4 separate regions of the Homo sapiens genome follow, and all the other regions are linked to region 2. A link is a loop called in an ENCODE intact Hi-C map of the cell type or tissue named here. Cell type or tissue: ascending aorta. All regions are shown on one strand. Each heading gives the region's core, and the rest is flanking DNA. Links, peaks and the distances in the headings are about the cores only. Region 1 overlaps RIMS4 (regulating synaptic membrane exocytosis 4). Region 2 has its middle 18 kb from the start of YWHAB. Region 3 holds the start of TTPAL (alpha tocopherol transfer protein like). Region 4 overlaps RIMS4 (regulating synaptic membrane exocytosis 4).

Evidence for each region. Hi-C counts contacts between places; a loop is a spot of excess contacts. Peaks named below come from ENCODE experiments on the same cell type or tissue, not always from the same donor. Only the 100,000 strongest peaks of a DNase experiment are listed, where the experiment ranks them.
Region 1: it touches region 2 in a loop (9-fold over the local background); 6 of 110 quality-filtered maps call a loop at or near these places.
Region 3: a loop joins it to region 2, with 2.0 times the contacts of the local background. A loop is called at or near these places in 3 of 110 quality-filtered maps.
Region 4: it touches region 2 in a loop (4-fold over the local background); 18 of 110 quality-filtered maps call a loop at or near these places.

The regions. Positions count from the first base shown.
Region 1 is chr20:44,783,385-44,789,135 of GRCh38, reverse strand. All of the region lies in intron 1 of RIMS4 (regulating synaptic membrane exocytosis 4), which reads left to right. Among named protein-coding and RNA genes, the nearest start is that of RIMS4, 24 kb to the left of the region's middle. In ascending aorta, for the core only: a CTCF peak has its summit at 3,094 (motif pointing left); no DNase peak of the experiment used is centred there.
Region 2 is chr20:44,864,528-44,870,278 of GRCh38, reverse strand. No RefSeq gene overlaps it. Among named protein-coding and RNA genes, the nearest start is that of YWHAB, 18 kb to the left of the region's middle. In ascending aorta, for the core only: a CTCF peak has its summit at 2,519 (motif pointing right); a DNase peak (open chromatin) is centred at 2,528; H3K4me3 peaks cover 658 bases; H3K27ac peaks cover 370 bases.
Region 3 is chr20:44,473,291-44,479,041 of GRCh38, reverse strand. TTPAL (alpha tocopherol transfer protein like) reads right to left here and starts at 3,168. Exons shown (of 5, transcript NM_001039199.3): 1 at 3,051-3,168. RefSeq lists a silencer at 3,063-3,192 and an enhancer at 3,283-3,372. In ascending aorta, for the core only: a CTCF peak has its summit at 3,263; DNase peaks (open chromatin) are centred at 2,630 and 3,201; H3K4me3 peaks cover 1,968 bases; H3K27ac peaks cover 2,367 bases.
Region 4 is chr20:44,797,332-44,802,913 of GRCh38, reverse strand. The region is part of intron 1 of RIMS4 (regulating synaptic membrane exocytosis 4); the gene reads left to right. Among named protein-coding and RNA genes, the nearest start is that of RIMS4, 10 kb to the left of the region's middle. In ascending aorta, for the core only: a CTCF peak has its summit at 2,334 (motif pointing left); no DNase peak of the experiment used is centred there.

The DNA of each region.
Region 1 (5,751 bases), core at 1,186-5,185, 81 kb after region 2:
TTAGCTGTGTCTTTAAACACATGACATAACCTTGCTGTGTCTCGGTGTCCTCATTTGTAAATAGAGACAATAACAGTGCTTACCCCTCAGGTTATTGGAAGGCTTATGACACTAAGTGTGGTTGGGTGCAGTGCAGCCGTAAGGCATTCACTTCATAGTAATTTATTATTATTACTGTTCTGTAAGACATTTTCATGGTAAATTCAACATCCAAGACATTTTTATTGAGTGCTTAATACATGCCCAGCCCTGCTCCAGTTGATGGAGTACATTGTGAAAAAGTTATTACTAAATGGCAGTCACTGTTATCAGCATCATCAGTATCATTTTTTTTAAGTGGGTAGTAAAATCACCCACTTAAAAAATTATTTTTAGAGACAGGGTCTTTCTCTGTCACCCAGATTTTAGTGCAGTGGTGTGATCATAGCTCACTGCAGCCTTGAATTCCTGGGCTCAAACCTCAGCCTCCCAAGTAGCTTGTACAGCAGGCACAAGCCGCCTTGACTGGCTAGTTTTCAAAATTTTTTGAGAGACAGGGTCTCGCTATGTTGCCCAGGCTGGTCTCGAACTCCTGGGCTGAAATGACCCTCCTGCTTTGGCCTTCTAAACTGCTGGGATTATAAGTATGGACCACTGCACCCACCTCCTGTCTCCTCTTCATGGTCAACTTCATTTATCAAGCAAATCTAATTTCTAGTAGCCCCTGACAGTGGAAAAACTAAAATTGGCAGTCAAGAGACCAAGTTCTAGCCCAGCGCTGCCCAATAGACATTTCTGCAATGATGAAAATGTTCTGTGCCTGCACTGTGCGATACTGTAGCCACTAGTCACAGGTGGCTACTCAGCACTTGAAATGTGATCCCTGCAACTGAGGACTGAATTCTTAATTTTTTTTTAAAGTTTAAGTGTTCACATGTGGCTAATGGCTACTCCAGATGTGCTGAGCTGTGAGACCTTGAGCAAGTTTCTTCCCCTGTCTGGGAAGATGAAGAAATGCCATTGGAGAAGCCAGAAGAGAATGTCTGGAATAGAGACTGAGGTCTGGAGCCAGCTAGATCTGTGGTTAATTTCAATTCTGCCAGATACCACCTCTGTGAGCCTGGGCAAGTTACTTAAACTTTGTGTGTCTCAGTTTCCTAGTTTGTAAAGGGATCCTAATTATAATCACCTCACAGGACTAAAATGAGGTTTAAATGAGATACGATTCTACAAGTGCCTTATTCCTGATAGGCTCTTGACAAATTGTATGGAAGTGGTTTTAGCTGGTATTGCAGACACTTGTGTTCCCCTATTGCATCTTTGGAAAACTCTGAAAATTCTTGTTTTTGTTATAAATGCTTATAAAATGCTTACTTTTAGGGCTGGAGTTTATAACCTTGAACCTCTTGAAATTACGTTCAAGTTGTATCATTGTGCATCTCTATTTTTTTTTTTTTTTCCTGGAGAAAACCAAAACTTTTCTCTGGGGAAAAGCAGCTCCCAGCAGATTTTCAAAGGAGTCCAAAAGATTTAGGAACTCTGGGAGGGGAGGAAACTGGTGTTCATGGTGCATGTGGAACAGGACAGGGTGTGATCAGCAAGCCAGTGGACTTTGGCTCCAGGCGGCCGGTGTTCCCGTCCCAGCCCTGCCACCTCCAGGCTGCGTAAATTTTGTTGAACCTCAGCTTCCCTATCTATAAAATGGGTATAATATAAGACATATTTCACAGATTGTTGTGGGGATTAGATAAACAAATCCATGTTAATTGAGTAGCATAGCACCTGTCACCCGTGCCCAATGAATGCTAGCTGCTTTTATCATCACATCGTCATTGTCATTATCATCATCGCCACCATCTCTTCCATCAATTGTATGCCAGCTTGGTGTGAGGTGTGTCAGTTTTTCAGTCTGCCCTCTCCTCCTGCCCCATCATCTCAAACCTCATCTCACACCACTCCCCCTTGCTCTGTCTGCTCCAGCCACTCTCGTCTCCTTCGAACATACCAGACATGTCTGCCACGGGCCTTTACGTTTCTGTTCCCTGTGTTGGGAATGCTTTCTCTGATCACTCTGTTTCAGAGAGAAACTCCTATCCCTGCCCTTATTGCCTTCTAGCATCCTCTCTATCTTTCTGTATTTGTCTGGCTTGATGTTTGCTTGCCTCTCCTAGCATGGAGATTCAGGAGGACAGTTCGTTTTTCCTTGTCTTGTTTCCTGCTCTAGGTCCAGTGCCTAGAACCGTGTTGGACATGTAGAAAGTGCTCAAAAAAAATACTTTGTGAGTGAATGAGTGAATGAATGAATGAATCTCATCTAGTCTGAGACAGGCTCCTGTAGGGCTCTCAAACTTCACATGATGTCTCTTGTGTAATATTTTCAATCAACAAATAATCTCTGAACCCTCCTTTCTGCCAGCTTAGGCCTTAGGTTCCAGGGATAGAAAGATGAGTGAGAGAATTCCAGTTCTTGAGGAGTGTACAGGCACATGGGGTGACCATGGTACAGTTCTCTTCTAAGCACTTAGACTATAGTTGTAACTACAGAATTATGCTGCCATCCTGTTTGCTGTCTGTCTTCCACCCTAGACTAGAAGAGCTCAGTGGGTGAGGACCCCCATCTGTCTTGTTCAATGCTGCGTCCTCGGCACTAGTATGAAGGCTGGCACATATATGTAAATGGGGTGCATGAATGAACAAATACAGGGTGCAGCAGGATAGGGACTAGCAGAGAGGTCTGTGGGTGTACCAAGGAGGGGTGACTGGCCCTGCCTGGGGAAGGATGGGATGGGGCTGTGAGAGATTCACACGGGAGGTGAGGAACCTTCTGTCCCTTGCCTCGACTCTCACTTGGCCAACCATGGAGCAGTTTGGGAATGATGGTGGGGGTGTGGTTCCCCTCCCTCAGAGGCTGGGTGGCCCTTCCATATTTCAGCTTCTGCCTGAGCTGCTGTCCTTGGAGTTAAAAATAGGGAAGGATGGGAGCACAAGGACATGCTGTCCTCTGCCACTGAGCAGGGATTCTGCTACCTCTTCTCAAAGGGGGCTGTAGGGCAGCAGGTTTGAGAAGCCAGAAGCTTAAAGAATTATCCCTTCCTGCCCCCTTGAGGACAGGCACAGACTTCTCTTTGCCCAGTGTGGCATGACTCTGAATGAGCTGTGTGGAATGTCACAGCTGGAAGGGCTCTCTGGGGTAGGCGGACATCTGGCAGGAAGCCCATCACCCTCCAGGCCTGGGATCTTGGCAGACAACACCAATCAATCAAGGCCCCCTTTCCTGGGACCATGGCAGGCATCACCAATCAATCATGGCATCCTTTTCTGCCAAGTCCAGGCACAGTCTAAGAATTCTTAGCACAGGGTATTTCAGGCAACAGCTACCAGAGTTGGCAAAAAAAAAAAAAAAAAAGAAAACCTATGTATCATCCCCAATCTAGTCCACTTCTCTCATGGTGGGAAAACTGAAGCTCAAGAGAGGAGCAGAAAGTTGTCTGATGTCACACCGGAAGTCAGTAGTGGAGCTGGGACAAGACCCAGGAGTTCTCACTCCCTGCCAAGGCTTTTTCTTTTTCTATCCCCTGTTGCATCCTCTTTTCTGCAGGAACTAAGATTTGCAGGTTTGTGTATGCGAAAGAATGGCTTTTAGGCTAGGCATGGTAGGTAGTTCATGCTTGTAATCCAAGCTCTTTGGAAGGCCAAGGCAGGAGGATCCCTTGAGCCCAGGAGTTGGAGACCAGCTTGGGCAACATGGCGAGACCCTGTCTCTACAAAAAATAAAGTAATTATCCAGGCTTGGTGGTGTGTAGTACCGGCTGAGATGGGAGGATCACTTGAGCCTGGGAAGTCAAGGCTGCAGTGAGCTGTGATTGTGCCACTGCACTCCAGCCTGGGTGACAGCCTATCTCTTATAAAAGAAAAAAAAAAAAAAAGAAGAAGAATGGCTTTTAATCCAGGGATTGCAGGCTCCCAAACTTTATGCAACATACTGTGTGTATGTGCTGGCAGGTCCTTTTCTAAGAGAGAGTAGCTTTTATCCACTCCCAAGAGGCTCCTTGAACAATGAAGAAGGCAGAGAAATCAGAAAAGAGTGAATGGAATGGGCTAGAATCTTGCTACTCAATGTGTGGGCCACAGACCAGCAGCATTGACCTCACCTAGGAGTTGTGAGAAGTGCTGAATCTCAGGCCCCACCTGAGACCTGCTGAATTAGAATCTGCATTTTAACAAGATTCCTGTGTGATCCATTTGCACATTAAAGTTGAGAAGCCATGAGCTGGAATTCCTTCAGCCTTTGGTGTCTGTGTGGAGGACCTGCTGAGTGCCAGCCAGTGTCCCTGCCCTCATTTGAGAGAGAGAAAAGCAACCAAGGGAGGTGCCTTAGCCAAGGTGGGGCCCAGCTTCTCTGCAACTCTGCTAAGGCCAAATCAAGGAAGAGATTTGTTTAAACTGCTTCAAGATAAAGGATAGCGCTGCTCATCCAAGGAGTAGGAGACCCAGCGTGCGTTAAGCATGTATGTGGGAGGTTCTTGAGAAGCCTTAGTGGACACTGGGTTAGCTGCTATCCTGCAGAACAGTCTGGAGAGAGACGGATTTTAAGCAGTTTTGGGACGTGGATGAGCCAAGCTGGAGCAACAGGGGATGTGCTGCCTAAGGCCAACATCACTACAGCCTCAGTGCTGAGAACAGCTAGTCCAAGGTGGGTTTGCTCTGGTGAGTGCTGGTGCCAGGTGGTTTCAGGTGGTCTTAACTAAGCCTTGCTAGCTCTAGTCTTGGAGGCTCTGGAGGAAGCTGGCCATCTGTTGATTGAGGAAGGTGGTGATGGGGAGCCTGAGGCTTGCCCTGGTGGGACTGGAAGGAAGGAATTCCCTCATTTCCAACCCCACCCCATCCCCTACATCTCTGCTTCCCATGTACCCACTGCACGTTTTCATCCGTGGGCCTTTGTGGGGATACATGTGCACATGTGTTATCTGAAGATGACATCCGAGGGGACAGACTGTACAAGTTGGCCTTGTCTGGCCTTTGCAGCAGGTTTTCCACACTGCTTCTGGCTTAGGGGGAGCCTCCCTGCCTGTGGGCTCCTTGACCCTCTTGGGGTCAGTGTAGAATAGGGTTAACAGCCTGGCCTGGGAGATGAGATGAAGTGGAAGGAGATTTATATAAGCTTTATTGAGATATAATTCATATACCATACAGTTTACTAGTTTAAAGTGAACAATTCAGTGGGTTTTAATATTTAATTTATTCACAGAGTTGTGCAACCATCACCACAGTCAATTGTAGAATATTATCGTCAACCCTATACCCGTGAGCATTCACATCCCATTTGCCCCTCCCTCTGGTCCTTGGCAACCACTAGTCTGCTTTCTAGTTCTATGGATTTACCTATCTTGGACATTTCAAATACGTAGAGTCATAGAAGAGATGATCTTTTATGACCAGCTTCTTTCACTTGCATAATGTCAAGGTTCATATATGTTGAAGCATGTATAGGTAATGCTTTGTTGTTTTTTTTTTGTTTTTGTTTTTGTTTTTTTTGAGACAGGGTCTCCCTGTCAACCAGGCTGGAGTGCAGTGGTGCCATCTCAGCTCACTGCAACCTCAGCCTCCTGGGTTCAAGTGATTCTCCTGCCTCAGCCTCCTGAGTAGCTAGGATTACAGACACACACCACCACAGCCCAGCTAATTTTTGTATTTTTAGTAGAGACAGTGTTTCACCATATTGGTCAGGGTGATCTCAAACTCCCGACCTCAGGTGATCCACCCACCTTGGCC
Region 2 (5,751 bases), core at 953-4,952:
ATAGTAATGTGTGGATATATTTTTATTGTAAGAAAACTAAAATATTAAAGATTAAAAACTAAAATTCCCTATGATCGCCACCTCCCAATGCCATTTCTCCTCCCCAGAAGTAACCACATATCAGTTATATATAGCAACATGTATTATCAGTGATGGTAGGTTAGGTTATGCTACAATAACCTACAATAACAACATCCTCAAAGTCTCAGTGTCTTATATTAATAAAAGTTTATGTCTTTTGTTTGTTTGTTTTTTTGTTGAGACAGGGTCTCACTCTGTCTCCCAGGCTGTAGTGCAGTGGCATGATCATGGCTCACCGTAGCCTCGACCTCCTGGGCTCAGGTGATCCTCTCATCTCAGCCTCCCAAGTAGCTGGGACTACAGATGTGTGCCACAAGGCCCAGCTAATTTTTTGTGGTTTTTGTGGAGACAGGGTTTTACCATGTTGCTCAGGCTGGTCTCGAACTCCCCAGCTCAAGCAATCCATCTGCCTCAGCCTCCCAGAGTGCTGGGATTACAGGCGTGAGCCACTGCGCCCAGCCTAAAAATTTATATCTTAATTGCATGTTTGTGATGGGTTGAATTCAGCTGTATCTCTGGACACAGCTGGAAGAAGCAGCTGGAACATGCTGATCTCATGGAATAAGGAAAAGAGAGAATGGGGGAGCCTCTTAAAGCTTCTGCTTGGATGTCTCACATGTCACTTCCACTCAAATTCCCTTGGCCAAAGCAAATCATATGGCTATGCCTGACTTACGTGGGGTGGGGATGTAGAATCCTTCCATAGGGCAAGTCGGTAAAATTCCATCCTTTTATAGTGTATGTAAAACTCTAGAAATAGATATAATTTTTATATAGTTTATTAGGGTACTGAATCTTATTTCTTCATGCAAAAATATGTCTTAGAGGTCTTTCCATATTATACAAATAGATCCATCTCTTTTTAATTTAATTTTTTAATTTTTTTAACCCCAGGGCAGAAGGCACCATCTCCTTTTTATTTTATTTTTATTTTTATTTTTCAGATGGAATCTCACTCTATCGCCCAGGCTGGAGTGTAGTGGCATGATCTCGGCTCACTGCAACCTCCGACTCCTGGGTTCAAGTGATTCTCCTGCCTCAGCCTCCCAAGTAGCTGGGATTACAGGCGCCCACCACCACGCCTGGCTTTTTTTTTTTTGTATTTTTAGTAGACATGGGGTTTCATCATGTTGGCCAGGCTGGTTTCAAACACCTGACCTCAAGTGATCCCCCAGCCTTGGACTCCCAAAGGGTTAGGATTACAGGCGTGAGCCACTGTGCCTGGCCAATTCTTCCATTTCTTATTTGAGAATGTCAAAGAATGCATCTCCAATCAGCCAGTGGAATATTGCATTTTATTTATTTGTTAATGGCTTGCAACCCATAAAATAATCCATACATTATATCAACATGAATGACCCAAATGTATTGGTTATTGCAGCTGGATGGCATGCATAGCCTAGGTCACAGGTGGATGGAAGACAGACAAAACCATTTTTACTCTCTGAATTCCTCCTCCACTACCCCATCACTGATGTTGTCTCCCTCCCAGCCATCTCCCTTATTTGAGGAGCAATGCATGGGGAATAGGTAGTGGGCGCTGCAGTGCATACTGTGGTGTGCCACCCAGACCCCCATCCCCAGGATGGGGCATTTATTCCCCCAGCTGCTGGGAGCATTGGCTGCTGGCAGCTCTCAGCTGAGTCCCTATGACTGTTCGAGGTGGACATTCCAAGGTCCTGTCCTCTTGCCATCCCAGCTCTATATTCCCCATGGCATTAGCCAAGGCCTCTGCTGAGGTTGCACTGCAGTTTGACTTTTCCTTTCCACAGATGTAATCCCGACAGCACTCTGCAATAGACTTCCTGACTTCAAATCTCCATATTGGAGTCTGATTCCTCGGGACCTGACTCACAACAGCCCACCACAGGCTCTGAAGTCAGACAGAACTGGGTTTCAGTCTTATCCCAAACACCAACTAGATATGTAATCCTAGAGATGATAAGTCCACTATACACCTTGTATGCCTCGGGTTTTTAATATCAACTGAATGTTGATAGTTTCTTGGAAACTGCAACTTTAAGTGAAATGATGTATGATGAAACCATTTTTTCCCTCATAATCATAATGGAAGGACATTACTTGAGGACGTGCTGCACATCATTTTGCTTAAAGTCGCAGTTTCCAAGAACCCATCGAAGAAGTTAAGTGAGGACTTACTATATACACTTCTTGCAGTTACTGTGAGGATGAAATAACACATGTAAAACACTGAGCACAGTATCTGGTACGTACTAGGTGCTCAAAACAAGTGCTAGCATGTTAGTAGTACTATTACATTAAAATGATAATCTTGGTAGAGTAATTAGATGATCCAGGACAGAGGAGATGGAGAGATTTTGCTAAAATTCATTCTCTCTTTTCCCCTCCTTGCCTGCATTTCCAGTGCCCTCACGCCCCGCTGAAACAGAAATAGACCTGTTGTGCTAACTTATTTCCGGAAGATGGCGCCAGCAGATAACGCTGCGGACGAGTCCCTTTGGTTTTCTTTTTCTTTTTCTTTTTCTTTTTCTTTTTTTTTGAGATGGAGTCTCGCTCTGTCGCCCAGGCTGGAGTGCAATGGCACGATCTCGGCTCACTGCAACCTCCGTCTCCCAGGTTTGAGGGATTCTCCTGCCTCAGCCCCCCAAGTAGCTGGGATTACAGTCATGTGCCACCACGCCTGGCTCATTTTTGTATTTTTAATAGGGGGGGGGTTCACCATGTTGGCCAGGCTGGTCTTGAACTCCTGGCCTCAAGTGATCCGCCTACCTCGGCCTCCCAAAGTGCTGGGATTACAGGTGTGAGCCACTACGCCTGGCCAGGAACAATTTTCACTATTCACAGATTACATATCAATTTCACATGTGTTATCTCATTTGATTCTCCTTCACCAACCATTTACCAAATGCTGATTATTCCATCTTTACTGTTTTATCCCTTCGCCAACAAATGCTTACTGAGCACTTACTCTAGCCAAAGAGCATCTTTAAATGCCTTCTCAAGCGCAATGACTAAGAAACAAAAAAGGAAATAGAATTCTAAGCCTCTGCTGGAGAGCTGGACTTTCCAGAGATGAATAAGACAAGTTCCAGCCACTGATTTCTTTCTGGTTCTGGGTTGATGTCAACTTGTGCTCTGGAAGGAGGCTGCTTTCATAAAGCAGAAGAAGCTTAATTCAAGTGAAACTGAGTCAGAAAGAAAGCAATTCCTTTGCAGGAGCAGCTAGGGTGCATCTCAGAGACTGTCTGCAGTACTTCCCAAGGGCTATTGATCTGAGAGCAGAGCATTCGGTCCTTGGACTGGTGAAAATTGCTGAGCAGGCAAAAGAAGAATAAAACCCGTAAAGGGAATGGAGAAAAGATGTTGAAGGGCTTCCGGGTAGGGAAGGTTAGCTGGACTGCATTCAGGAGCTCCAGACAGAAGTGACTCTGCAGTTCCTTGAGCTTCGCAGGCAGGCCTGCAAGCAAACCTGGAAACCACGAGACCAGGGCCTGGCGATCCATTTCTTTGGTGGGGACAGAGGTGCTCACCCTCAGCCTTCTCACGCTCACTCCAGAACTGTGACGGGGTGAGCTCACGTGACAATCACCTCAGCAGTGCAATTTTAGGGGTGTCAAGAAGGGCTCCTTCTATGGCTGAAATCTCTTTCAACAGTTACTGTCTGGTGCCCCAAATGCCACCACTGGTGTCCTTTATTTCTTTTCTTTTCTTTTCTTTTCTTTTCTTTTCTTTTTTTTTTTTTTTTTGAGGCAGGGTCCCACTCTGTCATCTAGACTGGAGTGCAGTGGCGCGATCTGGGCTCACTGCAACCTCTGCCTCCTGGGTTCAATCAATTCTCCAGCATCAGCCTCCTGAGCAGCTGGGACCACAGGTGCATGCCACCGTGCCAGGCTAAGTTTTATATATTTTTGTAGAGATGAGACTTCACCATGTTGGCCAGACTGGTCTCGAACTCCTGACCTCAAATGATCCTCCCGTCTCGGCCTCCCAAAGTGCTGAGATTACAGGCACGAGCCACTGCGCACAGCCCATTAGTGTCCTTTAATATGAATATTGCAAGAGTTAAAAACAGGACTTCTATAAAGAAATGTATAATTATATTGGCTTGGAGAAAATTCTGCAAGTGTACACATCAGTTGTTAACAGGGGTTATCGTGAGCCAGAAAGTGTGGAGTAAGTAAGGGAGATTAATGGAGGTCAGAAAAGGAAGAAGAAAAGGATAGATAAGAAAAAAAAATCACACTTAAAAAGGGTGCTCTTGATTAAAAGAATGTGTATTATTTGTTATGATTTATGAAAAAGGTTACTTCTATTGCCCATACGCGTTAAGACAGGCATGAAAGATGCCCAGTAAAATATTAACAGTAGTTATTATATGCTGATGAGATTTCAAAGAATGTTACTTTCTTCCTTATAACTTTATATATTTAAATTTTTATAGGGAGCATTTAAATCAGGAAAGTGGGAAAAAGCAAAATTAAGAACATTATTGCAAGCCAAATGAGAAAAGCAATAACAAAAAAATAACAAAAGTAAAACAAAATTTGAGCCATTCAAATTCTAACTTCTCTATTCCGTGGCTGTGGGACTCTAAAGAAATTACTTAACTTCTTTGATCCTCAGTTTCTTCCTCTTTAATTTTTAATTTATTTTATGAGATAGTGTATTAGGGTTCTCTAGAGGGACAGAACTAATAGGATAGATGTATATATGTAAGGGAGTTTATTATGGAATATTGACTCACACGAGTTTTGTTGAATGCATATGGAGTAGATTATAGAATCACAGGGGAACCAAACTCAGAGGTTGAGAAGCCAGGCATGGTGTCTCCATTCACATCAACAGAATTGGCCTGGGGACACTACTGGCCCTCTGGTTCCAGACAGCCAGTGCTGCCCGTAACCCCACTGGATTGTCATCTCTGGAACTGGATCTTACTCTCTCATCACACCTGCCAGAGAACAGTCTCTATATGAGTTTGAAAATCGAAGTCCATGGCAGATGCACCTGATGGGCAACGCCTAAGTCACAACACTGATGTCCTCCATGCAGGGAGGACATGGCATTTTCTGCTTCCTCTGCAGAATTGAACTCTGGGTTCCAAGGAGTTGAATGAAGTAGGTAATTCCCTTACACACAGAAAGTGGGTTCAGATGTAAAATTGTGAACTCTCAGTACTCAAGTTTCCCTGTCTGCAAAATGGAAATTATATTAGTACCTTTCTTAAAATATTATTCACAGGATTAAAAGAATTAATACATGTAAAATTCTTAGAATTATGTCATCCACATAATGATTTCATGAATACTAGATCTGATTTTTCAGTTATATGAACCTTTTGGCTTAAACCATTTGAGAGTTGGTTGTTACTTTTTTTCTACTTGCAACTTACAGTCCTGACTAATATGAAGACTAATGATACACAGGGTTGTAAAGCTGGAGTGAGGAAATCTATGTAAAGTTCTTGGTACATGGTGATATGGCTTGGCTGTGTCCCCACCCAAATCTCATCTTGAATTGTAGCTCCCGTAATTCCCACATGTTGTGGGAGGGACCCAGTGGGAAGTAATTGAATCATGCGGGTGGGTTTTTTCCATGCTGTTCTCATGATAGTGAATAAGTCTCATGAGATCTGATGGTTTTATAAAGGGGAGTTCCCTGCACATGCCCTCTTGCCTGCTACCATGT
Region 3 (5,751 bases), core at 1,042-5,041, 390 kb after region 2:
CGAGGCAGGCGACTCATGAGGTCAGGCGATCGAGACCATCCTCGCTAACGCGGTGAAACCCCATCTCTACTAAAAATACAAAAAATTAGCCGGGCGTGGTGGCAGGTGCCTGTAGTCCCAGCTACTAGGGAGGCTGAGGCAGGAGAATGGCGTGAACCCGGGAGGCAGAGCTTGCAGTGAGCCGAGATCATGACTGCACTCCCACCTGGGTGACAGAGCAAGACTCCCTCTCAAAACAAACAAACAAAAAAAGCGAAAAGTAGGCAGATCTTTATGAATTGACATATTAAAAAAGCAAGTTGCAGAATAGTGTACAGAAAATCACGTTTTTAAACTATACACATACACTTGTGAATGCACACAAAACTTCTGGAAAGAGATATAAGAAACTTACCAATGGTTATCTCTTGGAACAGAACTGGACAAGTGAAGATTTAAGATGAGAAAGAGGATTTTTACTATACTGTTTGAATTTTTTACTACACACCCATGTAACTTATCGTGGCAGTCGGGAATATGTGCCGGTCAGATCTGCTGGGAAAACGTAATTGATAAAGGGCCCCAGTGGCTGTCCCTCTAGATCCACTATCCAGGGGAAGCCAGAACTTTCCACAGCCCTTCTGTGGCCTCACTGCTCCTAGCCAATGATTTAGTGAGACATAGGACTCCTCTAACAGGCAGCGTTTGCTTGAGGGCCTGGCCAAACCTTTGTTGGGACTGCCCTGCAGTCAGAGACTTGCTGCCCAAACCTCCTTCACAGGAGCTGATCTGCATCACTGCCAGTGGCTCTTCCTGACTTCTCCAGCTCCCTTCCCAGGTGCTGTCCTTCGCAAGGGTTGCCTCTACATTTCTAGCACGTCTAACCTCATCCTAGTGTCTGCTTCTTAGAGGACCTGAACTCATGCACTTTTTTGTTTAAGAGAGAGACAGGGTCTTGCTCTGTCACCCAGGCTGAAGTGCAGTGGCGCAATCATAGCTCTCTGCAACCTCGAACTCCTAAGTTCAAGCAATCCTCCTGCCTCAGCCTCCCAGGTAGCTGGGACTATAGGCACACACCACGCCTGGCTAATTTTTAAATTTTTTCTTGGGCTGTGTGTGGTGGCTTATGCCTGTAATCCCAACACTTTGGTAGGCTGAAGTGGATGGATCACCTGAGGTCAGGAGTTCGAGACCAGCCTGGCCAACATGGTGAAACCCTGTCTCTACTAAAAATACAAAAATTAGCCAGGCATGGTGGTGCGGGCCTGTAGTGCCAGCTACTTGGGAGGTTGAAGCAGGATAATCGCTTGAAACCAGGAAGCGGAGGTTGCAGTGAGCCGAGATCATGTCACTGCACTCCAGCTTGGGCGACAGGGCGAGACGCTATCTCAGATAAATAAATAAATAAATAAATAAATAGATAGATAGATAAATAAATAAAAATATATTTTAAAAGGACCAATCTGCTGTCTTGAGAATGGACTCTAAGGGAGTGAGGACTGAAGCAGACCATTTAGAGGCTATTGCAATAATCCAGCTGAGAGATGCTGGTGGCCTGGAGTAGGTAGCCTTCACTGACCCCCAGCCAGGTTAGGTGCCTCCCCCGCACTTCTCCCACCCTGTTGCAATTGTCTGTTGGCAATTTGTGAGCAACATCCAAGTTTGTCTTGTTCATCACCTGAAACCCAGCGCCTAACATGGTGTTAGACACATAATCTGCACTCCATAAATATTTGTTGAATGACTTTAGTCTGGTTGGCACAGGTATGCTAAGTGAGGAATGGAACAACTATGGCTTTGTTTCTATGGAAGTAACCAAGAGATGCCTGCAATCCCATCAAACATCAGTGTTCACAAGGTACAAGCCTCACCTCAAAGCCCCTCTCCAGCCTCATTTTCCATCGCACCCCACCTTGATGCACATTAAATGCCAGTCAAAACAAACTAATAACCCATCATCCTTGGAATAACTCGTGCACTTCTGATACACTCTGCCTGGAATTTCCTCTTCTAATTTGTTCCTAACTTGACAGCTCAGGCTCAGCTGCCATGTCACCACCTCAGTGAATCCTTCCCAAACTCCCTGAGGGTGATTCCCTCCAGTTTTCCACAGAACTGGGTTCCTATTTCTTTTTTAGAAATTACAGTCCAATGCTATGGGCATTTATCTAGAGTCAGTTTCACCACGCACTCATTTATCAAATAATTACCGATCACCTACCATATATGTCAGGCACTGTGCTCACAGGCACTGGGAACACAGACGCAAACAATACAATTCCTTGCCTAATAAAGCTTACATTATAGTGGAATGAAGAGAATGCATACTTGAGCATTTTACCATGTATCAAGCATTGCTAAGCCCTTTACCCATTTCCTCATTTAATCTTCACGTTATTTGGTGAGAGCGCTATTACTGTTGCCATTTTACAAAGGAGGACAAAAAGGACTGTCCCCTAGAATCTAAGTTCCACGAGGGCAGAGGGCTTGTCTGCCATGTCCACTGCCACCCCCAGTGCCGGGCACATGGCAGTGGTCTGTACACATCAGCGGAGGATATAGGTTAAGCGATTCGCCCAAGGGGGCACACCCGGTGAGGCAGAGCAAGGATGCGTCTAGCCCCACCCTGGGCTTCTAATCTGTACCCTCCACCTGGAGCTTCATGTTGACTCTCCAGGGACTCAGCAGTGCCGAGCGCTCAGCAGGACTCAGTCACAGGCTGGTGAATGAGCTGACAGGCGGACATATGAGTGAGATGCAGACACCATTGGTAACGGTGAAGCCAAAGATCTCCCCCACCTGGAGCCCATCCTTTCTGGAGCATCACTTTCCTTTCCACCCCTTCCTCTCAACAAGGAGAGGTCAGGAAGCCATCTCTCCTAGAGCCCCCGAGACCCCATATCCCGTGGACAACCTTCCGAGGCCCCCACTTCCGGCTGTCACCCCCTCCCCAGGTGTCCCCATTTCCTGGGGTCTCTCGCTCCTCTGGTCCCCACTTCCGGTTATCCTTCCCTCTCAGGGGTCCCTCTCCTCAGCTCCCAGGGCACACGGATGGGCTCGCGGGCACTCACCGGCCCGACTACGGGCGGAGCGCGGGTCAATCGGCGGCGGGAGCCTCGTCCGGCAGCGCACGCAGAACCGACCCGCACTCCCTGCCCGGCCTGCCCGGCCTCTCGCGCCGGAAGTGACGATCCAGGGCGTGGGAGGCGGGGCTCCGCCTAGGAGCGCGCATGTGCGACGCCTCCCCGCGGCGTTGGTGTTCAGTCCCCACCTGGCTGCCGGAGCTCCGAGCTGCGGACCTGGAGTGGCTGGGAGGAGCTGGGGCACCAGCCGCTTGTCAAACCCGGCTTATAGATGGGGAAACTGAGGCTCAGAGAAGGAAGGAAAGAAGCTGCCATTTTCCAAGAACATGCTAACATGTACCTGTTGTTTAACATCCATGATCTCATTAACTCCTCATATTTATGCAATTCCCCTATTTCAGGAAAGGGAAACTGGCAATCAAGGCAGTAAAGGGCTTCAAACCCGGACCTCAGGATTAGCATTCTAGACTTCCCCCCACTATGGCTGCTATCAGGACTAGCTGCTCCAAAAAGGGAGACTCCAAACCAGGGGACATCTGTCTGTCATTAACTGAGTGACCTGGAGCAAGTCCCCATTCCTTCTTGTGCTTCCGTTTCCTTACCTGAAACCTGATTCTTGCTCTGGAGCCTGATTCAATAATTACTTTTTTCCTGCTTTGGGGTTCATTACGTTCCCTCCAGACAAAGGCTTTACTAACTCCCACCCCAGTCCATTAAGATCCGCCCGCAAGTATTTTGTGCAACTGCAACTTTGAGGCAAATCTCCTAGGTCCCTCTGAGGCAGAACCTCTGGTGGTCCAGGAGAACTCTGAGCCTAAAGAAACGACCTTAAACAGTCTTTTCATTTTCCTACCCCAGGGGCAAGAGGAGTCCCAAGAAGATGGGAAGTGACCCATGAGGGCCACAAGAACGTGGCAGTTTCTGCCAGATTGAGGGGCAGGGGGCAGCAGTATGGAGGCGACCTGGGAATCATGAGTTTTGACTCCTGCTCTCAGTTTCATCACTTCTAAGATTGACAGACAAAATATATAACATTCACTACAGTTTGAATTTCAGATAAACATTTAAGCATGTTCCTTTCCAAACACACACACACATACACACAGATAAGTGTGTCCTATGCAACATTTGGGACACATTTATACTTTAAAAATTGTTGTTTATAGGAAATTCAAATATGACTACTGGGCATCCTGGATTTTGTTTTGTTTGCTAAATCTATGTATTATTTTCCTGTTACTGTTACAAGGAATTACTGCAAACTTCATGGATTGAAACAACACAGATATATTCTCTTGCAGTTCTCTAGGTCAAAAGTCTAAAATCAAGGTGTTGGCAAGGCTGCATTCTTTTGGGGATTTGGAGGAAGCATCAGTTCCTTTCCTTTTACAGTTTGTAGAGGCCACCTGCATTCCTTAGCTTATGGCCCCTTCTTCAAATCACCTCAACCTCTGGCTTCTGTTGTCACCTCTACTACTGACTGATCCTCCTGCTTCCCTCTTCTTATAAGGACTCTTGGGATTACATTGGGCTCAGCCAGATAATCCAGGATAATCTTACCATCTCAAGATCCTTACATTAATCACATCTGTGAGATCTTTTAAAACGTAAGGTAAGGCCGGGTGCAGTGGCTCACGCCTGGAATCCCAGCACTTTGGGAGGCTGAAGCAGGTGGATCACTTGAGATCAGGAGTATGATGAGACCACCCCAGCCAACATGGTGAAACCCTGTCTCTACTAAAAATACAAAAATTAGTTGGGCGTGGTGGCACACGCCTGTAATCCGAGGCCCCCACTTCCGGCTGTCACACCCAACTATGCGGGAGCCTGAGGCAGGAGAATCACTTGAACCCAGGAGGCAGAGGTTGCAGTGAGCCGAGATCATGCCACTGCCCTCCAGCCTGGGCGACAGAGCGAGACTCTGTCTCAAAAAGAAAACCCCCCAAAACAGCCGGATGTGGTGGCTCATGCCTATAATCTCAGCACTTTGAGAAGCCAAGGCAGGTGGATCACCTGAGTTCAGGAGTTCGAGACCAGCCTGGCCAACCTGGTGAAACCCTGTCTCTACTAAAAATACAAAAATTAGCCAGGCCTGTAATCCCAGCCACCTGGGAGGCTGCCTGGGCTCAAGCCATTCTCCTGCGCCCTGCCAAATGGCAGCTCTTGTGGCAAAGGGTGAGGGATGACCCTGTCCTAACCAGGCTGTCCTAGGTATTGGAATAAATTCACCCCTCTCCTTAACCCAAACCTAGGACCTACTACTGGTACCTGGAGCCCAGATGGCAATCCTAGATGTTGCCAGCAGGAGAAGAACTTGGTCTCAAGGGCAGGGCAGGGAGAGGATTCAGAGATGCCCCAGAAATCCCTGCCTCTTCCCTCAACTGAGGGCCATTATTTCTTGTTCCTCTTGGTATTACATTTTAGAGAACCAGATTATATCAGGATTAGAACATCTCCGATAAACAATGACAACAAAAAGAGTTTCTGCTTTTTGAATTATATATACCAGGCACTGTGCTTGTATGATCTTAATTTCACCTTACAATGACCCTGTGAACAGCGAGCTAGGATTGTCCCATTTACAGAAGAGGAAACTAAAATCCAGAAAGAGGCCAGGCTTGGTGGCTCATGCCTGTAATCCCAGCAATTTGGGAGGCCAAAGTGGTGGATCACTTGAGGTCAGGAGTTT
Region 4 (5,582 bases), core at 552-4,551, 67 kb after region 2:
AAGGCCCTGAGGTCAGTGCGAGTTTGAGTTTTAGGGAATAGAAAGCAGACCAGTGTGGCTAGAGATGACAGACCAGTGTGGTTAGAGAGACAAGATCAGAGAAGGGGGCAAATTATCTCAGCCTTGTAGAGGATAAAGATTATCTGGTGCGGGAACTGAGGTCCGAAGAAGGAAAAGAAAAGGCCCCCAGCTGGGTGAAGTTAGAGAGAGGCCAAGAACTCATGCCCCCTGAATCCCTGTTTTTTATGTTCCTTAGGCGCAGATGGCTGTGCCTTTACATGCATAACGCAGCTTCCTTTCACGCTGTAGCTGGAAGGCACTGTGGAGTCCAGGCTGGGTTCTTTCTGCTCACCCTGCCTGCCTCCACCCCTCTTCGAATCTCACCTGACCCAGACTGATGATGTAGGTGTGAGAGACCCTGGGGAACTTCCATGGACGGACAGAAAGAACATAGCTTTGGAATCCGGCAGATCTGAATTTTCATCTTGACTGCCACTTCTAAATTGTATGACTGTAGGCAAGTTGCTTCAACCCTCTGGGGTTCAATGTCCGCATCTGTAAAATGGGGCATAATAATAGTAAATACTCAAGAGGGTTATAGTAAGGAGTAAATGACATCATGCACACAACACACCTAACCCAGAGCTGGACGTATGGAATAAGGTGTCCTTTGCTATGAGGATTAATGGATGAGAGTGCATGTTTAACCCTCGGCACATAGTAGGTTCCCAGTCATTGGTAGCAGCTGCAGTTGTCACAGTGGCTGTTGTCAGTTTAAATGGGTTAGAGCAGGGCCGCCAAACTTGAGTGAGCCTCAGAATCCTCTGGAGGGCTTCTTAATGCAGACTGCTGGGCCCACCCAGAGTCTTTTATTTAGTTTGGGGGCAGGAGGGACTTGAGGATTTCATTGCTAACAAGTTCCCACGTGATGCAGATTCGGATGGTACTGATCCAGGGACCCTACCTTGAGAACCACTGGGTTGGAGGAAAAGGCTGGAGAGAACTGAAGGGGTCTTGCCAACGTGGGATATCTCCTGGCTCCTGATGTCTTAGATGCTGGGACACTGGGTACCAAATTCAGTCCTGGGTATGGTCTTCAGGCCCTCTTGTTTCTGTCACAGAGTCTATGATCCAAATGAGTCTCAGCTGCTGCCTGCGTTGTGCCAGGTTTAACACGTAGGCCCTCATAAAGCCTCTAGGAAGTCATTTGTACAAAGGATAAGTGAGTCAAAATGAGCAATGCATCAGGCCATGAGACCATTGCATGGGATATTGGACCCAGACAGCTCTGGGAATTCTGAGGATTCAGGTCTAGCTCCTTTTTCGTCCAGAGAGAACAGGACATGGTCCCTTTTCTGCATTGGGAAAAGGGAGGGCTATGTGTTAAAACCAGGAAGTTCATTTGAGGACAAACCTCTACTGGGAAGAAGTAAATCAAAGGAATCATCGATGTAAAGGGGGCAAAGTGCTGGGAAATGCTCCCGGGGGAGTTTACTGAGTCAGTTTATTCAGATGTTTCTAAGAAAGGGGTCGCTGATAATTTTCTAGGGAAGATTGGGGTCTAGCTCAGGTTGGAGGCAGGGGACCAACCTTGATGTGATGAGATTCTCACCCAGCCCCATACAACTCAGAATCTGAAGACAAAGGCACTTAAAAATAGTTTCCGGGTGGGACTTGTCCTAAACTGATGGGAAATACCCTCTGTGAGGGGTGGCTTGGGATAGTAAAAATGAGCGGACTTGGGAGGCCCAAAGACCTGGGTTTGCATCTCTGGCCCTTTCTAGCTGTGCATCATGACTGTGGTATGTAACTGATCTAGGCCTCAGCCTGTCCTTTGCAAAATGGAATTAGAGATACCTTGTGAGAATTCCAGAGGATGTATGTACAACACATAGAAGACATCCAAGCTATGGAAGCTGCCGCCTTTCCTTTTCCTGTAGACTTCATAAAAATGATGTGATGTGCACATCTGGGTGGAGGAAGGGTGGGATGGGGCAGCACACAGCTGGCGTCAGGCCTCCTCGCTCTGGTCTAGGTATGTGGTGTTTACTGTGTGCACAGTGGAGCCTGAAAGGCTGCATGAGGAGTGAAGAGAGAAGGACTTTGTTCATCGCCGAGTCTCAGTGTCTCCTACACCCACTTTTTGACTCTTTGGGCCTCAGTATCCCTGCCTGCAGAGTGAGAGGCTGGTGGGCTTGGTTTAGATATACCCAGAGTCTCCCAGAGAAGGTAGGACACTTGTACAGGCCCTCCAGTTCCTCCTTTGTCTCCCCCTGACTCTGCGGTAGCCCCTAGATGGTTATTTTTCATCCCCAGAGCGCCCCCTCCTGCCAGTTTCTCTCTAGCTGATCTTTGCTTGATTGGTCTTGGATAATTTTTAAAGTATTTTTTTGGATTAGGTAATATATGCAGATGCTACAACATTTTAAACACATGAAAAATATCCGGGGGAAGTGTCCTGGGCACCCCTGTCTTCTGATCCTCATGTCCCATCCCTGGTACAAGCACTGTTATCAGCTTTTATAATGCTTTATGCTGTTATTACTGCTGATAATGTAGATACATCGTAAAAAAGCCGAACAGCACCAGAGGACATCCAAAGAAATGGCATCTCCCTTCTACTCAGCTATCCAGTCCCACTCCCACAAGCCACCATCACACTCTTTCAGGCTACCAGTTTTTTCTTATTTTCCTGTTTTTAAATTCTTATTAAGCACTTATGGTGGTGCCCATCCCTGTGCCAGGCACTGTGAGAGTTCCAGAGAAGTTGGGTTGCACTAGGCAGTATAGCATGGTGAAAGTAACGAGCTCCACAGCCAGATAACCTGGATTTGAATCTTGGCTCTGCCGCTTATTGGCTGTGTGACTCTGAGCAAGTCACTTAACCTCCCTGAGCCTGTTTCCTCATCGCAAAACGGGCTTATCATAGCCCCATCCTGCCTCGAAGGTGTCAAGAGGATTAGATGAATAAATATTGGTAGAGAGCCTGGTACACAGTGAAAGTGTCTTAAGAGTGTTAGCTGTCATTATTTTAGTTGAAAGTCCCTCTGAGGTCATCTACTGTGGCTATCTTAGTTGAGGCCCAGAGAGCAATCTCAATTGGCCTGAAGCCTCACAGGAGGTCTGTGGCAATGATGTTTCTGGATACACAGCTCAGGATCTCTCCCTGTCCCCTGAGGCACCCCAAGTAGCCATCATGGACCCTGCGGCACCTGAGGCCTCAAGTTTGCTGCCTTTATCTCCAGCACTCAGTGTCCCTAGTGAACGCCACCTGGAGTCACCCTGAGAGTGGGTGGAAAGATATTCCACCACACTCACTGCACTCACTAATTGGGTCCTCTAATGAAAATTAATTAGTTCCTCAGCAAATGTCTTGAGCAGCATCTTTCATCAGCCTGGGCCCAACACCAAGACTGGACCAGGTGCCTCCGGGGCCCATCCAAGCCCTGGCCGAGCCACCCCCGAGCCATCTGGCCTCAGGAAACTTACCATTTGTGCCCAGCTTCTACTGGGCATGCTAAGTCCTCGCAGAGGGACCCCCAAACTGGGCAGCTGGGCCCTGAGGGGAGTCAGGTGTGTGGCTCTAGCAAGGGATAATTTTTTTTTTTTCTGAGATGGAGTCTTGCTCTGTTGCCCAGTCTAGAGTGCAGTGGCATGATCTCAGGTCACTGTAACCTCTGCCTCCTGGGTTCATGTAATTCTCCTGCCTCAGCCTCCTGAGTGGCTGGGACTACAGGCGCGTGCCACCATGCCCAGCTAATTTTTATATTTTTAGTAGAGATGGAGTTTCACCATATTGGGCAGGCTGGTCTCGAACTCCTGACCTCAGGTGATCTGCCCACCTCAGCCTCCCAAAGGGCGGGGATTACAGGCATGAGCCACCACACCCGGCTCAAGGGAGAATTTAACATGTACCTTCTTCTCTGGACTTTCCCCAGAAGTCACTTGATTTTGTAACGAATACAGAAAATCAGGAGAACTCTTCACTCCTGTTTCCACTGTCTTAGCCTGAGAAGTGGATTTTTGTGCAAGTGCTCTGTGGGAGTGCTCGCAGGTGAAACCTGCAAGAGAGGGAGAGGGAGACGCAGCATGGGGCAGGAGAAGAAGCAGCCAGACATGGGCACTTGGCTGCAGGCTAACTTCAGCCAGATCCTGGGGAGCTCTGGAGAATGGATGGCATGGCAGGGTTGACTAGGCTTCGGTACTCCTATAGCAGGGTAGTCCCCCGAGGGCATAACTGTTGGGGCAAGGCAGCTCCTATGAGCTAAGGGCAGTTGTCCAAAGATGGGGCAGCTGTGAGCCGGCACCAGCAGATACTCATGGCAGCTGAGTGATGGGGGACCTGCTTAGCATGGGGGATCTGGCCAGGATACCAGTGGGGTCCACTCACCCACTGTCTGGGAACCCCTGACTACAGAGTGGGGAGAGTGGGTGTGCTCAGCTCTGTGCTCAGCAGTGTCCAACCCTCGTTTCAGGTCACCCTCCACAAGGTGGGCATAGTCATTACATTCGGCCATATGGAGAAATTGAGCATCTGGATGGACTTCTGACTTGGCCAAGGTCATACAGCTAGTGAGGGGCAGAACAGGACTTCAAACCCAGGCCTATTCCAACACTTGTGTTCTTTCCAGCATTCTGTACTGTATTTAATGTTTTTCATGAATATATACATGTATCTCATGCTTCTTTGTGGGCCTCTTTCCAAGTCCCTCTTTGGAGGGTGCCTGTCCTGACTTTCTACTTTGCACCTTGCAGACATGAAGTCTTTTGTGTCTGACAAAGGATTTTAATATATTTGAGCCTGCCTGATCCTCATGAAAAGTTGGCCGTGTATCCAGAGAGGAGGGCAGAGGCCCTAATAGGTGGCCTGAGGTGAAAGCAGAAGGGGTAGTTGATTTGTCGTGGGATGAGCCCTGGATTTGTCATAAAGAAACCTGGGTTTGAGATCTCATTTCTGCCAGTTTGCCAACTGACCCTGGGCAAGTCATTCCCCTCTTTGAACTTTGATTTCCTCATTAGATGAACAGGTTCACAGCTATAAGCAGGAGGTAACCTACAGGTGGTTTAATGATACTGCACATATCAAAGACACATGGCAAGGCTCTGACTGGGGAGTGCGGGAAGGGTCTCAAACCAAGGCTGACCTCTGCCTTTGCTGAGGAGACAATGTGTGTGCAGGGAACAGCTTTAAATTAGGGCTCGTCTGTAAAATGGGCATGATGACACTTGCCCTGCTCTCCTAGTTTAGGTTTTCCCAGAACAGAGCCTGACACAAGGAATCAAGTACAAGTATTAGGGCAAACCACCTGAAACTGCCATTTTATTAGTGGAAGCAGTCTAATAGAATTTTGTATGCTTCATATGGTTCACAAAGGTGATGGATGAAACCCCAGGATGGGAGTGAGAAAGTGAGGCAGAGAAAGAAGTCAGGAGACTGTGTATTATCAGGCAGGTTAACCCAAGCAAGGGCAACTGGAGTTTAGTCTTGCTGGGGACTTCTGGGGAGACAGTGTAGCACAGAACTCAGCAAGCTGCTTCTGTAAAGGGCCAGACAGTAGATATTTTAGTCTTTGCAGGATTAC